Linked DNA regions of Homo sapiens: region 1 is linked to region 2. The links are chromatin loops, found by intact Hi-C in ENCODE. Cell type or tissue: MCF 10A. All regions are shown on one strand. Each heading gives the region's core, and the rest is flanking DNA. Links, peaks and the distances in the headings are about the cores only.

Region 1 (5,373 bases), core at 84-5,083, 120 kb before region 2:
CATTCTGTTGCTTAATTTTTTCACTTAACACCATGTTTTTAAGATCTACCTGAGTTGCTGTGCATTATCTCATTCGATGTTTCTGACTGCTGCAGAGTTTCTCTAGAGATGTCCGCTGTTCCAGGGGTGGACACTAGATTGCCTCCGATGCCCCACCATGTGGGTGACCCACTGGGACCACGTGAGTGTTTCCCCGGAGTCTCCCCAGGAGTGGGATGGTGGGGTCAGAAGGCGTGCAGTACTTCATTTCCCTGAATACTGACAGGTTTCTTCGAGGACACTGGTACTCAGCACATGGCATTATCCAAATTTCTCATTTTTTTTCCAACCTGATTGGTATGACATTGTTGTTTCCATTTGGGAAAGGAAGATGGAATTTTAAAAAGCATTTTCTAGGACCTAAGAATGAGAAGTCATCTTAAGAGTGAGCTAGTCCTGGGGACCTAAGGCTCCGCCTACTTACAGATGAAGCAGCTGAAGGCCAGAGAGCTCTAGGTGCACAAACTTAGGAAGCCATTCATTCTTCAAATGGTAAATAATTACCCGGAGTCTTCTCTGAGTCAGGGCCCCTGCATTCAGGACAGGGTGGTAAACAATAGAGACATGTTGCCATCCCTTGAGGAGCATATGCATGAGTGGGGAGAGAGCAAACCATTGCAGAAACAACTCATTAAATGCCACTGTGATTAGTGCTACAGAGATGCACAAGATGCTGCATTGGAGTGGGGAGGATGGGGTGCGGTGGGGGATGTCAGAGAGAGTTTCCCCAAGGAAGGGACATTTAGGCTGTGACGTAAGGGATGACAAGAATTCCCCGGGTGATGGGGGAGCGAGTTGTCAGGCTTCTCAGAGCCTTGGTCTCCTATGTATTGATGAGATAACATACATGGGCCATGTAGCTAATGTGAGATAAACATAGTGGCTGGGCACTGTGTTAGGAGCTGAGAGATGAAGCTGATGAGATCAGGAGCCCAGCCCTCGACAAGTGATGAGCTCACAAACAGGGGTTCCATTGCTGGAAGCCATGTACAAAGGTGAGGACACTAGGGAGCTGAGAAGCTGCAGGGATGGGTGGTACAGATGGGTGGGGTGGAATTGGGGAGAGGGGTGATGGGGATGGATGGGACAGTGCAGGTTAAGTGGAAGTGAAGTGGGGTCAGATGTCTCTTTCTGAGGGACCCAAGGCAGTCAGAGAATTCAGACTAGATGCGGGGACCAAGCTTTGAAAGCAACACAGTAAGCATTGAAAGTAGGGAAGGCTCCTCTGCGAGACCCCTTGGCACAAGTCTGGGGATGGGTAAGAGGTGCCAGGTTTGGTGACTGCAGAATTGAGAGTGAAGAGGACTTCTGCGTCGGAGCTTCCTGTGCTTATGTAGGTCCTCCTTCCCCTATTTCACTGGGGACTTCCCTGTGAAACAAGAGCTGGAGCTTTCTCCTCAGCCTGGGAGCTCTCAGTACCTAGGAGGTCATGGGCTCTGTCCTCCACCACCTCATCAGGCCATCAGGTCCTAATGTCTGGGTTCTCCCTGCAGCCCTGTGCTCATCAACCTGGGAGTTCCCTTAAGGTGGCACCTTCCTTCCCTGGGTTTACAAAGAGCTGGGCGTCTGCTGCTGTGCCAGGAGGGCATCACTGCCCCAGTGATTCTGCTGAGTATCTGGTGGGCGGTGTCCTTATCCAGGCAGCTTTGTAGCAGCTTTGAAGGGGCTGACAGAGGTTACTGTTCTGTACCCTCCTCTTTACCCTGCCTGCCACAATTTATAAACGTGCCTCTTTTCTAGAACTACACTGACCCCAGAACCTCAACAATTCCCCATCTTAATCTTTTTCCTGGGCACGAAGATGCCCTCTGAGGCCTTGGGGCACATGAAACATCCTTTTCCCCTCCCTGTTTTGAGAGGGAATCCCTGATGGGCCAGGCGCGGTGGCTCACGCCTGTAATCCCAGCACTTTGGGAGGCCGAGGCAGATGGATCACTAGGTCAGGAGATCAAGACCATCCTGGGTAACATGGTGAACGCAGTTTCTACTAAAAATATAAAAAAAAAATTAGCAGGGCTTGGTGGCGGGCGCCTGTAGTCCCAGCTACTCAGGAGGCTGAGGCAGGAGAATGGCGTGAACCCGGGAGGCAAAGGTTGCAGTGAGCCGAGATCACGCCATTGCACTCCAGCCTGGGCGACAGAGCGAGACTCTGTCTAAAAAAAAAAAAAAAAAAAAAAAAAGAGGGAACCCCTGATGGCCCAGCCTCTGAGAGCAGACCTCATTTTGGAGAGCCCAGGAGCAGCAGCCCTGACGGGCTTCATCCCCCCTTCCCCAACCTGATCCGATTTTCTCCTTCAGGCTTAGATGAACAGGGTGGGACGCCCTGCCTCTGGGACCCATTGGCGTCTCTGTCCCTTCCCACCCCCGCGGGGGCCCCTGCCTCCGCCTGCACAGGGTACTGTCTTCCCAGCTCTGGTCTGCGCTCTATCTGCATACTTATCAGTCCAGGAGCCTGAGGCCAGTAGACTTCAAAGACTATATAAAATGTGTTTGTGATTGTGTGTGTGTGTTTTTAATATCAGCAAACTGTATTTTCAGGGAGAGAAGGCCAGAGCCACAGAAAGAAAAAACAAAAAAAACACCCAGGAAAAAGATTGTGGTTGTGAGGGAGGGGGGACTTACTGCTGAGAGTGGGAGCCAGGTGGCTGGTTTTGAAGCAAGCCTGGGTACATTCAGTGCACCAGGAGGTGGCGGTGTCCAGGCCCCTCTCTATTCCCAGATGAAAGGCAGGGAAGGATGGAAATTCCAAGCTTGCAGCAGGGACTGCCCTTGGAGCCAAAATTCACCTCCAATTTCTTAAGGGCTCTGGGTTAAGATCACAGGCCGTGAAATCCAACAGCCAAGAGCCCTGGTGACTAGCTGTTTAAAACGTGACTGGTAACGGAGCCCAACCTCAGGGTTGTTGGGGGAATTTACTGGGATGACAGCTGGGAAGAGTTTGGTGAGTGATAGGCTATTTTTGGAGAATGCAAGCTGAATGAGGGTTTCCTCGTGTCACCTTGATTCCCCAAGACAGGGAGGGACGGCCTAATCAGAGGCATCAGTCCCTGACTTATCTCCAAGATGGGCTCTTAGTGAGGGGTTTTAGACACCAGGCTTGGGGTCTTTGGCTCAGCTCAGTGGCAGAAGACCATTCAACTCAATACCAACTTGGCTAGAACCAACCCTAGGAGGCTAGATGCCCCACTGCAGGCTGTACACTAGGAAAAGGAAGTGAAACTTTACGAGGACAGACTGTACAGGGGGAGGCTTACCACGACGAGGACAGACTGTACAGGGGGAGGCTTACCACGCACCATCTCACTGCACCCTCACCATTATCCTGAGGGGCAGGCAGACCTTGTGGTTCCTGTTTTTCTAGATGAGGTGACCCAGGCTCAAGAGACGGTTCCCAGGATACAATGGGAGCTCCAAGCACCCGCCCCTCCAACTTTCCTACCAGCTCCCTTCTCTGCCTTCTCCAAGTCCTGCCCCTCCTTCAAGTGTATTCCAGTGTGGAGTTGTTCAAACCTCCAAAGGCAGCAGGGGAGATGTTCAGGCTGAGGAATGTGGGAATGCTGAAAGAGCACGACAAAAACCAAGCAGGGCTCCACCATCACCCGATGCTGGGGCCTGCAGTGGCTGTGAGTGACGGTTGACGACCCACTGCAAAGGCTTTATCTCTGATAAGGCTCTTTCTGAGCTCCTCCATGACCAGGGAAAAGGGAATTACCTTTTTGGTGTCCTGAAGAGGTAAAGAAAAATCTGCTTGGCCTCTCTCTTTTAGGTGTGAGGTTTGATTCTGTGCAAAAGACAGCAGGAGCTCCATGGCCAGCTGATACTTACCTTTTTGTGGGGGATGAAGGTAATGTGATTTAGAAGCCAAACATGGACCAAAGCTACCTGCCCCTACCCACAGCTGCTTACAGGTATTTGCAGGACCAGGCCAGGCATGAGTGGAGGGGGCACTGCATCGATCAGTGGCCAGGCTTCCACGTGGACTGGAGCTGGAGAGAGGGGACCTGTGGCTCAGAGGCCAGAGGCCTGGTTAAAGGAATATTATTAATCCCATAGACAATGAACAACCATCAAAGGATCAAAGGTCTTTGAGCACTTATGTGGCATTTTTAAAAAGTAGAATGTAGGAACTTTTACTAGAACGACTGGATAAGGTTGCCAGATTGGGCAAATAAATGTACAGGATGAATAATTTTTTAGTACATGTTATGTAGCATGTGATATTTGTGCATGCAATACTTGGAACATGCTTATAAAATTATTTACCATTTAATCTGAAATTCAAACCTAATTGGGCATCCTGTTTGTGTGTTTATCTGACAATTCTAACTAGAAAGGAAAAAGAAGACAGAGAAAGGGGAATTAGAGAGTTAATGTTTTTTGGCTGGGAGAGGTGGCTCACGCCTATAATCCCAGCACTTTGGGAGGCCAAGGCAGATGGAATCTCTTGAGGCCAGGAGTTCGAGACCAGCCTAGCCAACATGGTGAAAACCCATCTCTACTAAAAATACAAAAATTAGCTGGGCATGGTGGTGTACACCTATAATCCCAGCTACTTGGGTGGCTGAAGCATGAGAATCGCTTGAACCCGGGAGCCAGAGATTGCAATGAGCCAAGACCATGCCACCGCTCTCCAGCCTGGGAGCAAGACTGTCTCAAAAAAAGACAAAGCAAGACTCTGTCTCAAAAAAAAAAAAGTATATAGTTTTGTTTTGTGTTTTTTTTTTTTTTTGGTATTTTATTCAGTATTTTATTAATTTTATTTTATTTTCTGGAATTTGCATTAAACATGATATTGCCTCTTGAATTATTGTTATAACTATATCTATCCATCCTGTCCCTCCATCTTTCCTACCAGCCCCCTTCTCTGCTTTCTCCAAGTCCTGCCCCTCCTTCAAGTGTATTCCAGCCTGGGCTTGTCCAAACCTCCCAAGGCAGCAGGGGCGGCATTCAGGCTGAGGAACACACATATGCTCTCTGTCTCCCTATTTCTCTCTCTTTCTGTCTCTCTTAGTCTCTCTCTCTCTCACACGCACACACAAAAATCATGGATTCTTATGTCTGGTCATTCAACAAATATGTGTCAAGTATCTATTATGTACCAAGCACTTTGCTAAGAACTAGAAATAGTCTAGAAATGAATTCAAGAGAATATCTGGAAATAGGCTTGTCTTTGTATTTCTGTAGTGCAGCTCCATCTCTCTCTCTATTTACCTTTGCAAAATATGCACATATTTATGCATTTATTATATGTGCATGTATACTTATGTATGCATACAAATATGTACATTATGCATCATGGAGCTCGCTAGGGGTGGGTGGCATGGGGTGCCCAGT
Region 2 (5,373 bases), core at 70-5,069:
AATTCAGGATCCTAATCCCAGCATTGCCGTGACCTTGCTGTGTGACCCAGGGTAGGTGCCTTCCCCTCTCTGAGTCTCTGTGTAACAGCGGAGTTGAGTGAAAATATGAAAATATTTTTTTAAGTCTTTCAGCTCAGGATAGTGGAGAGACCTCAGGTCTGAGCCAAGTGCCTTGTTTTGCCCCTCCATGCAGAAAAGGCCTGCCCCCCTCCCCCCTCTGTGGGGAGAAGACGGAGGGGACAGGGGCCTGCGCTATTTTTATCCCAGATTAGGAGCCTCTTGCCAGTCGCTAGGCCCGCTGACCCCACACTTGCTCCTCTGAAGGGCGCGCGAACTGCTTAATCAGACCGCTCTCGGCACAACTGATTAATAGAGGTTCCTGCTTTTAAAAAAAGAAAGAAAGAAAGGAAATGCTTCTGTAAATCAGCTGTTTATTTAACTTTCCCTGGCATTTAATGATTGCGAAGCTTGGGAGAGAAGGAGAGATGGAAAATTAATTTGAGTCTCGCCAGAAAAGCCAGTCAGGGAAATAATGAACTTCCCAAGTCTTATGGGGAACAGAGACAGAGGAGATGCCAGGAGGAGACAGAGCCCCTGAGCCTCCATGCTGTGGGCTGGAGCTGGGCTCTGCTGAGTGGCAGACAGGCAGCCCATCCTCCCTGAGCTGCTGTCAGATAGGGAGGGTGAGAGTCAGGCAGGGTTTTCAGCTTCTTTCAATATGCAAAGCCTCGTCAATTTCCCCCCAATCTTGTTAAAATGGAGGAAAGCAGAAGCACAGCAAGGAAGAGCCAAGAAATTGCAGATAATAACAATTGCTGGATGTTTTTGTGTTTGTGTGCTCAGATACCCAGCAGAACTCCTCCCCAAACACACACCTCCCCACAAGATGGTGGCATCGGGATGGAGAGGAAATGGGACTAAGAGATGTACAACTCCAGAGTTAAAAAGTTAGTAGCACCTCGAAGGTCATCTACCTTGAGTTCCTTCTTCTACAAACATGGAAACAAAGACCCAGAGGGAGGCAAGAGTTTGCCCAAGACTACATATTGGGCATGGAACAGAGCCAGAGCTCAAGCCCAAACTTCAGTTCCTGGTCTGGCTATCTCTCCACCAGAGGCTGTGTAGAAGATAATTCCATTGGCTGTAAATGACATAAGGGATGAGGGTGATTCCAGCAAAAATCCCATGGCTGATTCTCATTGGAACATCTTGGCTCACATGCCATTCTGGAACCAATCATGTAGCCAGGAGAATGGACTCTACTGATAGGCTAGACATGGTTCAGGTGACCCAGCCTTCCTGCCAAGGCCAGGGTCAGGTGACCTCAGCACCCCTGCTGAAACCACATGCCTCAGCCACATGGTAGGCTGACACTCCTGCCTGGGCCTTGCACTCTCCCACCTCTGAGTCTGTGTCTACATTGTCCTGTCTTCCTGGGTATTCTGAGATACTGCAAAGCCCAGTTGAAATACCACCTCCTACAGGAAGCCTTCTGTGACCACCTGGTCCCAAGTGTCGTCTCTCTTCTAATCTCCTGTTGGTCCTTCTAAGATGCCACCACCCACTTTGGCTGTGTGTTTTAGTTAGCTAGGCATGTGCCTTGTCCCACTCACAGACTCCTGGAGGGCAGGGACTTTGTCTTATTTATCTCCCTTGCCCAGGGCTCAGCACTGGCACACAGTAAGATGGATGTATGATGGAAGGTTGGATGGATGAATGGATGGATGGATGGATGGATGGATGGATGGATGGATGGATAGATGGATGGATGAATGAACAAATGAATGAATCAGAGCTCATATGGATGATTCAGAAATCAGACACAACAACCTCTACACAGGTATCCACAGTCCTCTTTGATAATAAAATGACAACTGGTCCTGCCGAGATGTTCTTCCTAGTATCTGACTTAAACACTTCCTGCTTTTTTTTTGGTGGGGCTCTATAGAGACAGTCCTCCCCACTCTCCCCATAAAAGTCTTCCTTTCCAGCTCTGCTCTGACTTCTTCCCTCGCAAGCCAAATCCCTCACTTCAGGACTCAGCACGCACAGGCTGTTGCAATGTCTTCTTCCAGGGGTAGCGGGATCCAGCCAGCAACAGCTTCACTGGGTGGGTGTGTTCTCAGGAGAGACCTGGAGGCTGGTGCCTGGAAAATGCCACCGCCTCTCCCTGGCTCCTCCTGGCAAGCCCATCTCTGCACCCCTCCCTTCCCTTTCAGCAGCCTGTCAGAGGCTGATGGCTGATGAATGGGAAGCTCTCGCCCTCTCTTCCCTACCCAACATCACCACCACATCCTCCACTCTGGCCCCTCCTGGCTCTGGGTAGTGGTGAAGCTATTCCTAATAAGTTGGCACTCAGCCTGGCTTTTGCCACTCAAGGGAAGGCAGCTCCTTGCATGCTGTGCCAGGATGCTGATAAAGGAAAAGAACCATCTCCCTGCACAGCGGGCATCAGGGAGGAGCTATCCTCCAAGCCTGGCACTCAGAGTGTCCTCATCTGGACCCCAGTGCTAAGCTGCCCCTCCATATCTCAGGCTCTCCTGAGATCAGAAGCACCCAATGCCTCTGTCTTCCTGAGTTCTTCCCCGGGAGCCAGGAAACGTGGGAGCCAGAGAGGTTCTTAAGGATCTTCCTGTACAAATGTCTCATTTATAAGATGGAAGGCCAAGGCTGGGGTGAAGAAGGAAATGTTCTCAAGGAGGCAGATTTGCTCCAAATGCAGACGAAAACTGTCAGGACCATCTGGAGATGGAGTCAGAAATTCTGTTGGTGCAGCCGCCCTGGGACCCCACTCTGAATATCATGAGCTCCCCAATGACATTGCCAGCTCCAAAATGGCATAAATGTGCTTGTTTCTCTCAGCGTCGTAATGCTGATGCTTGGCATTGTGCCTGGCATATAGTAGGTGCTCAATAAATGTTTTCTGAATGGATGGTTATAGAACAAACTTCATTTATTAAGCAATAGCCAATATGGATTTAATCCTAGGTAAATTCTTGGTCCCCTTTTCGAGCAGCTGCAGAACCCCTGGGATGGCCTCTGGCGCCCTCTAGAGATCTGGAGAACTTGTGTTAGAAACACTGGTCTTGCCCACATGGATCATTCATCCATCCATTCATTCAGTCCACAGATCTTTACTGAGCACCTCCTATGTGCCAGGTACTGTTCTCAGTGCTGGGGATACAGCAGCAAACAAAAATGTGTTGTAGAAATTATCAGGTATGGGCCAGGCGCGGTGGCTCATGCCTGTGATCCCAGAACTTTGGGAGGCTGAGGCGGGCAGATCACAAGGTCAGGAGATCGAGACCATCCTGGCTAACACGGTGAAACCCTGTCTCTACTAAAAATACAAAAAAAGTGGCCTGGCGTGGTTGTGGGCACCTGTAGTCCCAGCTACTCAGGAGGCTGAGGCAGGAGAATGGCGTGAACCCGGGAGGCGGAGCTTGCAGTGAGCTGAGATCGCGCCACTGCACTCCAGCCTGGGCGACAGAGCGAGACACCATATCAAAAAAAAAAAAAATTATCAGGTATGATGCTAGATTCTCACAATAAGCAAACAAACAAAGAAATATATAAGGTAAGGGAGACAAATGCTTTAAAGAATAGGGAGTGACGGGGGTGCTAGTTTAGTTAGGGTGGTCAGGGAAGTCTTCTTCACCGAGGTGACATGTAAAGAGATTTGAAGGAAGCAAGGGAATAAGCCATGCAGATACTGGGGGAGACCATTCCAGAGGGAGGGCTGCAAGGTCCTGGTATGTTCCAGGAAGTTAGAGAAGGTTCATGCAGCTAAGGTGGAATCAGCAAGCAGGGAAGTAGCAAGACACAAAGTCAAAGAGCTGGAGAGGGGCCAGATAGACCCTACAGAGGCTAGAGGAGCCCAGGAAGGACCCTAGATGTTATCCTGAGTATAGCACAATCATTCGAGCACCTACTTTGTGCCAGGCAATGTCCCTTACTGCTATTTTGTGGCTCTGTGACAGTTGCCCTCTGTCAAGATCTCTAGGGCTGAATGGACCAATGGGTTATGAGAGAGAAGAGTGTGTGTGGCCATAGCTCAGCCACAAGCTCACCATGTGGTTGTGCCCCCCATGTTTAACTTGACCTCATAAATGCAAGGAGAACAGAAAGGGGTGGGGTGTCACCAACATGCATCAAGCACCCATCATGTGCCAGGCACCTCCCACATCATCTTACCTGCCCCAGTAAGCATGGCTGCCCTCCATTTAGAGAGGGTCTGGATGGTGCAGGTACCCCTCATCGGGAAGAGTTTCACCGCTACTCGGAGCCAGGAGGGGACAGGGTGAGGGAAGTGGTGGTGATGTTGGGTGGGAGGAGGAAATGACACCTTCCTGTCCATCAGCCTCCAATGGGCTGCTGGAAAGACAGGGAGGGGTGCAGAGATGGGCTTGCCAAGAGGAGCCAGGGGAGAGGTGTTGGCATTTCCCAGGCATCAGCCTCCAGGCCTCTCCTGGGAAACATACCCACTCAGTGGGGCTGGATCCCTCCTCTTCCGGAAGAAGCCATTCCAGCAGCCTGTGTGTGCTAAGTCCCAGGGAAATGAGAGACTTGGCTCCAGGAAGGAGGAAGTCAGAGTGTATCCCAAAAGGTCACCCGGCTGCCAGGATTCAAGCCCACGTCTACCTGGAGCCAAAGCCGAGGATGCTCCATAAAGCAGCAGGCATCCTCCAGCAGCCTCCCCAGTTCCCTCCCAACTACTGAATGGAAGGAAGGTTCTGCTCTCCCAGTTGGCACTGAGCAGGCTACTCTCACCTGCAAGAGAATTACTTTAAACTCAGGAAATGCAAACCAGTTTTGGCATCCATCAAAATAAAAGTTCCCTTCCCCCAGAAATAAAGGACATAATCTCTTAGGCCGCCTTGAGGTGCTTGCATTTTGAAATAGGAACTTGGTGAAGGCATGGCTCTGGAATGGCAGACTCCAAGCACATTGGCAGTGGATGAGCGATGGAAATATTTCGGGCAGGGGCCCTTCCCAGCAGCCATCATTCACACCATACAGGCTGCCGCCTACTCCATTTGTACATAAGGCTGGGTTTGTGCATATGTGGGTTCCTGCAAACAGTTTTTAAAAAGCTCTCATCTCAGGGAAAGTCTATTCATAGACTCTTAGAGCTGGAGGATCCTTAGAGAGCATCCTAGTCCAATCCTTCTGTTTCCCAATGGGGAAACCGAGGAAGCTCCTCATCGAAGGTCACACAACTGCGTTCAGGAGCAGAGCCAGGATCAGAACCGTTTGGCTGACTCTTGGCCAAGATCTCTCCCCACAACATCACATTGTTTAATTCACCCCCAGAGTCAGACAGACTGGGTGTGATGTTCCGCTCTGCTACTCCTTAGCTGCGTGGCCTTTGCT

Evidence for each region. Peaks named below come from ENCODE experiments on the same cell type or tissue, not always from the same donor. Only the 100,000 strongest peaks of a DNase experiment are listed, where the experiment ranks them.
Region 1: it touches region 2 in a loop (19-fold over the local background); 2 of 110 quality-filtered maps call a loop at or near these places.

What each region holds. Positions count from the first base shown.
Region 1 is chr1:18,039,232-18,044,604 of GRCh38, reverse strand. It overlaps LOC105376812 (a long non-coding RNA gene), which reads right to left and starts at 851. Exons shown (of 3, transcript XR_947008.3): 1 at 50-851. In MCF 10A, for the core only: no CTCF peak of the experiment used is centred there; no DNase peak of the experiment used is centred there.
Region 2 is chr1:17,920,714-17,926,086 of GRCh38, reverse strand. No RefSeq gene overlaps it. Among named protein-coding and RNA genes, the nearest start is that of LINC01654, 140 kb to the left of the region's middle. In MCF 10A, for the core only: a CTCF peak has its summit at 3,011 (motif pointing left); no DNase peak of the experiment used is centred there.